2 separate regions of the Homo sapiens genome follow, and region 1 is linked to region 2. The links are chromatin loops, found by intact Hi-C in ENCODE. Cell type or tissue: PC-3. All regions are shown on one strand. Region 1 overlaps TRPM1 (transient receptor potential cation channel subfamily M member 1). Region 2 holds the start of TRPM1 (transient receptor potential cation channel subfamily M member 1).

What was found. Peaks named below come from ENCODE experiments on the same cell type or tissue, not always from the same donor. Only the 100,000 strongest peaks of a DNase experiment are listed, where the experiment ranks them.
Region 1: it touches region 2 in a loop (3-fold over the local background); 6 of 110 quality-filtered maps call a loop at or near these places.

Annotation. Positions count from the first base shown.
Region 1 is chr15:31,052,980-31,057,979 of GRCh38, forward strand. The region is part of intron 11 of TRPM1 (transient receptor potential cation channel subfamily M member 1); the gene reads right to left. Among named protein-coding and RNA genes, the nearest start is that of MIR211, 9.7 kb to the right of the region's middle. In PC-3, no CTCF peak of the experiment used is centred here; no DNase peak of the experiment used is centred here; H3K27me3 peaks cover 3,947 bases.
Region 2 is chr15:31,096,891-31,101,890 of GRCh38, forward strand. It overlaps TRPM1 (transient receptor potential cation channel subfamily M member 1), which reads right to left and starts at 4,835. Exons shown (of 28, transcript NM_001252024.2): 1 at 4,767-4,835. In PC-3, a CTCF peak has its summit at 2,585; no DNase peak of the experiment used is centred here; H3K27me3 peaks cover 1,921 bases.

The sequences.
Region 1 (5,000 bases), 44 kb before region 2:
TAGCCACAGAATAGGAGAATATATTTGTACATCATGTATATGATAAGGGGTTCATAGCCAGAATATATAGAGAACTCCTAAAATTCAACAACAAGAAAACCCAACCTGATTCAAAAATAGGCAAGAGACTTGAATAGACATTTCTACAAAGCAGATACACAAATGGCCAATAAACACACACAAAAACGCTCAATATCACTAATCATTAGGGAAATACAAATCAAAACCATCTGAGATATTATCTCACACCCATTAAGATGGCTATTATCTTTTTTTTTCCTTTTATTTGAGATGGAGTTTTGCTCTTGTTGCCCAGGCTGGAGTGCAGTGGCACGATGTTGGCTCACTGCAACCTCCGCCTCCCAGGTTCAAGTGATTCTCCTACCTCAGCCTCCTCAGTAGCTGGGACTACAGATGTGTGCCACCACTCCCGGCTCATTTTTTTTTTTTTTTCTGTATTTTTAGTAGAGACGGGGTTTCGCCATGTTGGCCAGGCTGGTCTCCAATTCCTGACCTCAGGTGATCCACCTGCCTTGGCCTCCCAAAGTGCTGGGATTACAGGCATGTAAGCCACTGTGCCCAGCCAAGATGGCTATTATCTAAACAACAGAAAATGACAAATGTTTGTGAAAATGAGGACAAACTGGAACCCTGTGCACTGTGGGTGGAAATGTAAAATGGTGCAACTGCTGTGGGAGGAGTTTGGTGATTCTTCAAAAAATTAAAAATAGGATTACCGTGTGATCAATGGTTTCACTTCTTGGCATACCCAAAAGAACTGAAAGCAAGTCTCAAAGAAGTATTTGTACACCTACATTCATAGCAGCATTATTCTAAAACATGGGAGCAACCCAAGTGTCCACTGATGGATGCTTGGATAAGCAAAATGTGGTCTATCCATATAATGGAATATTATTCAGCCTTAAAAGGAAGGAAATTCTGACAAATGCTACAACACGGATGAACCTTGAGACATTGTTCTGAGTGAAATAAGCCAGTCACAAAAGGACAAATATTACATGACTCCACTTATAGGAGGTACTAACAGTAGTCATATTCATGGCAACAGAAAGTAGAATGGTGGTTGCCAGTCACAGGAGAGGGCAGGATGGGGAATTATTGTTTGATGGGCATAGAGTGTCCATTTTGCAAGATAAAAAAGCTCTTGAGATGAATGTTGGTGATGATTTTCCTTCAAAAATTGTTAGTCCAAAGTTTTTATGATTCAATATAAATAAATAAATTGCCTTTTGTTACCTGTATATATCAAACGTCTCTCTTTTTCTCTCTCTTCATTATGTTTTTTGTTTGTTTGTTTATTTGTTTGTTTTTTGAGACGGAGTTTTGTTCTGTCACCCAGGCTGGAGTGCAGTGGCATGATCTCAGCTCACTGCAACCTCCGGCTCCCAGGTTCAAGCAATTCTCCTGCCTCAGCCTCCTAAGTAGCTGGGATTACAGGCATGCAACATCACACCCGGGTAATTTTTGTATTTTTAGTAGAGACGGGGTTTCACCATGTTGGCCAGGCTTGTCTCAAACTCCTGACCTCAGGTGATCCACCCGCCTCAGCCTTCCAAAGTGCTGGAATTACAGGAGTGAGCCACTGTGCCTGGCCTCTTCGTTATGTTTAAAAGCATGTTTTAAGAAGAATTTTTTTTGCAAAGCTTTTACTTTAATTAATTATTTTAATTAGCAAATGACAAATTGTATATATTTATGGTATACATGATGCTTAAATATATGTATACATTGTGGAACGATGAAGCTAATTAACATATCCATCACCTCACATACTTATCATTTTTGTGATGAGAACATTTAAAATCTACTCTTTTAGCAATTTTCAAGTGCACTATACATTATTATTAATTATAGTCACTATGTTGTACAATAGGTCTCCAGAATTTATTCTTCTTAACTGAGACTTTGTACTTTTAAACCAAAATCTCCCAATCCCTCACATCCTAGCTTCTGATAACCACATCATACTCTCATGCAGCTTTTATTTTTTGCATTCAATAACAGAAAATATAGATAGAAGAATTTTGTCTAGTAATATATAGCAAATCAGACCTAAGATTGATTTACTGTGTTGGAATTCTTATGTCCTCCCTACCACAAGTTTTCTACTATATGAAGAATTCTAGATAGACTATAGATTCACAGGCACATCCTTTCTTGAGTGCTTCAACTATTAAAAGAAGATTTTGGAGACCTTATATCCCACTGTAGGGAGACAGAGAAGGACTTTTGGCTCCAGGTTACAGCCTGAGCATGTGTTTCCTGTCTTCCCTCCCTCCCCAGATACTATTTAAATGACAGCAGAGGAGTATGAAAAAGAAAAATCTATTTCAGGGAGAAGAGGCGGGCCAGAGAGTTTTTAACAAATTTCTGGAAGCATTGAAGGACCAGTTAAAACTATGGAGAGGAAGCCAAAGCCCAAAATGTGTAATGTGGAGGTTGCTCTTGAGGTGAGACCAGATTTTCCAAGATACAAAGAAGAGGGCATGTGGTGGGCAGAAGGCATGGTGACCGGAAGATGGTCTACAGAGCAGGAGGCCACACATCCCCTCCCGGTCTCCAGGCTGCCACTGTGGTGGGTGCAGAGCAAGCAACTGCATTCCTGGGCTTCACTCCCAGTAAAAACTGGGAGGATGTCTGCTAAAGAATAGGGAGGCCCAGAGCCCATCAGCCCTCTCCAGTCGGCACTCAGCAAAGCAGGAGGTTCAGGCGATACTCTCCTTCCTAAGCAGGGAATTCCTGGGCAGTCCTCCCAGGGAGGAGAAAAACCTGTTGGCAAAATGGGTTTCCATACCAATTAAGCAGTTCTATCCCTCATTCTGTAGTGTGATGGACAGCCAAGGATCTAGAGCATTTGAGAAAATCAACAGCATAACAGAAAAACCCAAAATGAACAAAAAGAACAGCTGACCAGGGAGAAAATAGAGATAATCTAGGGAACAGAAGATAACTTCAAAAAATCTAATTCATATCCTTAGATATTGCATCTGTGAGATGAAAATAGGCTAATAAGAAAATAAAATTGTTAAGGAACAAAAACACTTTCTTAAATATAAAAAGCATGAGTGCCTAAACCTTTAAAAATTGTATAAAAGCTAAAGAAAAAGTTGAGATTTCCAAAAACATACAGCAAAATGATAGAGAAATAAAAAACCGAAAATGGACGGTCAGTCTGGGAGAAGGGGACCAGCAGTTGCTTGACTAATAGAAAATCCAGATGAAGGGAAAGAGATAATAAAGAAAGAAATACTCAAAGAAGAGATAGAAGAAAATTTCACAGAGCTGATTCAGGTCTTCAGCATAAAGGGACCTTTGAAAGCCAGAAGAATTAAATGTCTACATGTGTGAAGATATGGCTGCTTGAGTTTGTATTCTCTATACACTTCTATTTTCATTTGCTTGAAATAGAAGATACATCCTTGTGAAATTTTCAAGCACTGAAAAAGCAAAGAGCAGAGAGAAAACAATGGTTCATCTATAATTGAATGAAAATCATAGGACAATCTTGAGCCTCATGTGAGGCAGACTTTTTTCAGACATGTAAAGACACAGAATGATAATTGCTGTGGTTTGAAAGTGTCCCCCAAAGTTCTTGTGTTGGAAACTGAATCCCCAGTGCAACAGTGCTGAGAGATGGGACCTTTAAAATTGTTTAGGTTATGAAATTCTGCTCTCATGAATGGATTAATGCTTTTATAGAGGGAGAGGGTTCATGATCTTGAGAGATTTGTTTTAAGAGTTCAGCCCTCTCTCGCTGTCTCTCGCTCTCTTACCCTTTCACCTCCCACCATGGGATGATGTAGCAAGAAGGCCCTGACAAGATACCAGCCCCTTGATCTTGGACTTTCCAGTTTCTAGAACTGTAAGAAATAAATCTCCTTTCTTTATCAGTTACCCCATCTGTGGTATTCTGTTACAGAAACACAACACAGACTCAGACAGTAATTCTCCCACATGCTTTTATGTAAAAGTTACTTGAAGATGTACTCCAGCAAAATGAAAAAGGAATCTGAAAGGGAGGAAGACATGGGGTCTAGGAGGCAATGGCCAGTCTCAGAGTGCAACGAAGGGATGTCTGATGTAGACAACTGTACAGTAGGCATTGAGAGCATCCAGGGAAGATGGGGGTAGGAACTCATGGGGCTTTGAAAGATTCTTCAAGAAGAAATGGGACAGTAACAATTAAGAGAATAGATATGGCTGCAGCCATAAAAAAGAACAAGATTATGTCCTTCGCAGGGACATGGATGGAGATGGAGGCCATTATCCTTAGCAAACTAAGGCAGAAACAGAAAACCAAATGCTGCATATTCTCATAAGTGGGAGCTAAATGATGAGAACACATGGACACATAGAGGGGAATAACAGACACTGGGGCCTTTTGGAGGGAGGAGAGTGGGAGGAGGGAGAGGGTCAGGAAAAACAACTAGCAGGTACTAGGCTTAATAACTGGGTGGTGAAATAATCTGTACAACAAACCCCCATGACACAAGTTTACCTACATAACAAACCTGCACTTGTACCCCTGAACTTAAAGTACAAAGTATATATTAAATATAAACTATGTATATGCAAATAAAAGTACAAAATGGCATTTTTAAGGTAATATCTGTATGGCTTCATCTTGGAAAGAGTGCAATAATTTTGCCCTAGCTCCCCACAGGGTAGCCTTTGCTGCAGCCATGCTTGATATATCCACGTTGCTGACAAGAGCCTTGATATGGTTTGGCTCTGTGTCCCACCCAAATCTCATCTCCAGTTGTAATCCCCAGGTGTCAAGAGTGGGGCCTGATGTGAAGTGATTGGATCATGAGGGCAGTTTCCCCCACGCTGTTCTCATGATAGTGAAAGAGTTCTTATGAGAATTGATGGTTTTAAAAATGTTTGGCAGCCCCTTGTGCTCTTTTCTCTCTCTCATGGGCTGCCGTGTAAGATGTGCCTTTGCTTCTCCTTTGTCCTCCGCCATGATTGTAAGTGTC
Region 2 (5,000 bases):
GTTTGCTGGGGCCACCAGGGTGGGGAAAGGGTGCACGCCAGCAGGAGTGAGGGGTAGGCGGGTGAAACCCTAGGCATTCACCACAGCTCAGCGTGACGGTGGAGGCTGCCAGCACGGGAATCAGACTGCCGGGCCCCTTTGTTGCTCTGCTCTTTTTCTATGATAACGTTTAATGAATGATCCACATTCATGAAAATTAGCCAAAGAGCAATTTTACAAATAAAACAATTGGGGTCTTTTCTGAGTGTTTTCTGCTTATCTAGACAAGGTGTGTGTGGTTGATTTGCTTATCTGCCCAATCCAGGCCTGCCCTCCAGTGGGAGCAGGTAGCTGTCACCCACCCACCCACCCAAGACTACGTCCACCAAAGGCATTGGCAGGAATCACCACCCTTTGGGCCATGGAACTGAGCATTTAGGAACTATGGAGGGTATCCAGCCCAACTCTTTGCTTTTACCTCTAAGGGAACAACGTCCAAACCCCAAGGCAAATTGGTGGCCGGCTTGGCTGAGTACTGGCTTGCCTCTCAGAGCAAAGGGTGCATGCCTGTCTTTGACCCAGCACTTTCACTTCCATGGATCGATCACCTGGAAATACTTTTGCATGTAAATAGGCAATGTATGGATGCTTGTTGCAGTGTATTTTAAGCTAAGTGAAAAATTGGAAACCTCCACTTTTTTGTTAGTCTACCTGGGGGACTGATTAAACCAATTAACGACGTACCAAATCATGGACTATGCAACCATGAACAAGACTAACACAGAACTCTAAAGTGTAAACGTCTCCATTATGAATTGAAAAAAAAAGCGTAGTAAAATATTTCCGATGTGATCCAGCTCTACAGGAACAAACTTCCCGATATTCAAGAGCAGAGCTGTCCCGCATGGTAGACCCTGGCTACCTGGGGCTGTTGCGCACCTGAGATGTGGCCAGGGTGAATGGAGACATGCTGTGAGTGTGAGATGGCACGCTAATGTTCACTGTGACATGAGAGCTGAAAACGAGGTGTGTGGCAGGATTTCAAAGACTTAGAACAATAAAGAAAGACATAAAATACCTCATTAGTATGTGTTTGGTATTGACTACATGTTGAAACAATCATATTTTAGATATATTGTGTTAAATGAATTATAGAATTAAAGTTAATTTCACTTATTTGTTTTTACTTTTCCTTTTTAAGTGGCTACTACACAGTTTGAAATTATGTCTGTGGCGCGTGTGCTATTTCTATTAGGCAGCAGAGGTCTAGAATAATACACATCAGGCCGGGCGTGGTGGCTCACGCCTGTAATCCCAGCCCAGCATTTTGGGAGGCTGAGGTGGGCGGATCACCTGAGGTCAGGAGTTTGAGACCAGCTTGATCAACATGGTGAAGCCTTGTCTCTACTAAAAATACAAAATTAGCTGGGCGTGGTGGCGGGCACCTGTAATCCCAGCTAGTTGGCAGGAGAATCGCTTGAATCTGGGAGGCGGAGGTTGCGGTGAGCCGAGATCATGCCATTGCACTCCAGCCTGAGCAACAGAGCAAGACTCTGTCACACACACACAAAAATAATAATAATACACGTCAAACACTAAGCATGGTCCACAGCACGGGAGAGTAGGGATCAGGAGGAGTGTGTAAGCAGGACTTCACTTGGCTCTTCTGTGGGGTTTTCCAACTTTATATATTCATGTAGTATGCTTTTTAATGATTAACAAACAAAAAAGGGCACTGTGGCCATGATTCCCGAGGAGCAAGCTTTCCACCTCACCAAGCCTGAAGAATTTGCCCATTCCTGTGCCCTGTCTCCAGGAGAGCCAGGGCCACCTGCCATGAGCGTTACCCCTACCTTAAGGCATTTCAGGCATTACCCACCCTGGGGGAGCAGACACAGGATGGATAAGTTGTGATGAGGGAGGAGGATACCTGTGCTTGCCACTTTAATGGCAGGGGCAGACAGGGGGCCAGGGATTGGGGGAGCGGGAGCCAGAAGCCGTGAGGGAGGGGACAAGGTGCACAGCGACAAGGTCTCAGCAGCGGGGGAGGGGAGTGCTGTGGCCTGATGTTAACTTGTTTTCTTAAAGTCAGCTCTAGCATTGTAAATGCATTTTTCCCCACTTAGCAATTGAAGATACAGTTTCTGAAAAGCAGTGAGATAGATACTAATATGTGCTTTCTACAAGAGGCTGGGAAAATTGCTCCTGGCGCGATGGGCATCTGAGGTAACAGAAAAATCTCTTTCCTGGACTCTGCCTGCTCCCAATGGATGCTGTAATTCCTTCACCCATGGCTGAGTCTAACCTCAGAGCTTGCAAAAGAGGAGGATGGCAGATACTGACCCATCAGATATGCCTTTGCATATCACTGAGGGCAACATGTCTCTTGCTACTGTCTACTTAATGGAGGTTTTAAGACGTTAAATCCCCTTAATCTCTAGGTCATGGAAGGCTTGGGGGTATTGTGTCCTCTTATTCTCCTGGCTGAGGGCTTCCATCTTCCCAGGTCCAGCATTTACACACACACACCCAGACACACACACATACACTCTCAAATTATAGGACATCTTCCAAACATTGTCAATCAAAGCCAAAGCCAATTTTCTAAAAACATCTACTGCCCCCAGTAGGAGGATTTTAGGTTGATAGAAAATCTGTTTTGTTTTCACTTAGTTCAGAATGAAGATGACTCGCATCTTAAAATGCCTGAGTGTCATTTCACTTCTTGTGCTTATCAGCTTTACAGAGCAAATAAATGAGGTTGCACAGAGCCAAACCAAACACAACTCCAAACTTCTCCCAGAAAATAATCAATAAAACATAAACAGGTACAGCAAACACATTCAACATGAGTTGATATTTCCAATTACATTTTCTGGGGGAGGAGGGCTAAAAAATACACTGCAGAGAATAGACAATTTATGCTATAAATATAATTGCAAATGCCATGAATTAAAACTGCTGCTGGATAGTTCAAAACAATGGTGTTTTGAGAACCTGACCAAAGGCAGTCTTTCCCAGAATCAGTCCCGTATTCATCAAGTGCACTCATAGAGAGGCAGGGCTCCGTTCTTAATTCCTCCCTAAATATCTGATTCAGACAGAGAAAATGTGTCTCATCTTCCTTCCCCATTCTCAGTTCCTATCCCTTGTCAACGCAAACACAATTTATGCAAATATTCTTTCTTTGTTTCTTTCTTCTTTCTTTCTTTCCTTCTTTTTTTTTTTTTGATGGAGTCTCACTCTGTCGCCCAGGCTGGAGTGCAGTGGCGCAGTCTCGGCTCACTGCAACCTCCACCTCCTGGGTTCAACCTCTCCTGCCTCAGCCTCTCGAGTAGCTGGGACTACAGGCGCGCACTACCATGCCCAGCTAATTTTTGTATTTTTAGTAGAGACAGGGTTTCACCATGTTGGCTAGGATGGTCTCTATCTCTTGACCTCGTGATCTGCCTGCCTCAGCCTCCCGAAGTGCTGGGATTACAGCCATGAGCCATCGCGCCTGGCCCTGCAAATATTTTCATTCCTCCCTACCTCCCCCACTACTTTTGCTAATTTTTGCTAAGGTTTAAAAAAACATACACATTGTATACATGCACCAAAAAATCACATGTACCCCCACAATATGCACAACTATGATGTACTAATAAAAAGTACAAAAGATATATTTTCTGGGAAAAAAAGGAAAATTAATTTGTGATAGAAAATGATTAAAGAAGACAAAAAATGTAGAAATGTACAAAAGAATAAATAAACACCACCCATAAGGCCTCCATCCTAAAACAACTGATATTTCCTTGTATTTCTAGGCTTTTTCCGTGAATAGATTAGACAGGTGCATGTGTGTGTAATGAAAAACACAATAATTCTGTACGGTTATTATGCCTTTTTCTCTGTCATTTTAAAAGTGACTGCGTGATGTTTCATCCTATGGACAGACCATGATTGATGTGTCCAGCCCTCTGCTTCTGGGCGTTTGGGTTGTTTGCTGTGCTTCCCGGTAGCACACAAAGCTGTGTCAATGTTGGCATCCCTTCAGGATTCGCTCCTCAGGATGGGTTCCTAGGTGTGGACTTGCAGGGCTTTGCTGCATGTTGTTGAACTGCCTTCCAGAAACCAGTTTGCACTGCTCCCAGCAGTGAGAGGGAGCAGTAATCTCCCCTCCTGATCCTGTTCCGTGTAACCAATCTCTTCCCCAAGGCTTTCACAGGTGAAATATCAGCTGATAAAGGCTTACAAGTATAAACCCTGTCTCTCCTAGAACTTCAGCATTTTCTGGGGTTCTAAGGAAGGTGCACCTTTTCCCTGAAGCAAAGTAAGATGCTAAGGAATGACAGGCAAGAGGTTGAGGCCTGGAGCCGGGGCTCCTGAGCAGATCCCTGGCACCTGGATTTAGAAGCTGGCCCTGAGGGAAGCTCAGAGGGTTTCAGCCTCTTTGAGACCAGCTGACAGAGTACTTATCCCCTCTGTGAATCAACCTGGTGGGTCCCTTCTGCTGAGACAGCCTCTTGGAACCCAGGCTGAACACAGGTTCACCAGCTGCTCCATAGGGTCCTGTCCAGCCAGCCTCAAGAGGAGATGAGTAACAGGCCCCAGAAAGCACACCTGAGCTTGCCTGCACCTGCTCTTACTTGCACCTGAGCCTACCTGCACCTGAGGTTACCAACACCTGAGCTTAACTGCATCTGTGGTTATCTGCACCTGAGTTTGTCCACGCTTGAGTTTACCCACACCTGAGGATACCTGCACCTGACCTCCCTTCACCTGTGCTTACCCGCATCTGAGCTTACCTGCCACAGCAGTGGAATGGAGAGGGCACAGCTCAGGCTCTTTCAGCCTCCTCCTTGGCCAGGGCAGGGAGCTGGGTGAGGAGGGCCCACCCTTTAAGAGGAGCAGTCCCCATGAGGAGCATGTGAGCACTTGGGCCTGGGCCCTCATGATTGCTGTGAAGCGATGGCCCCATGACCTGACTCCCAGGCCAGAAAAGGAAGCCAGGGCCCCAAGCTTCCAGGCTGTTCTGTGTG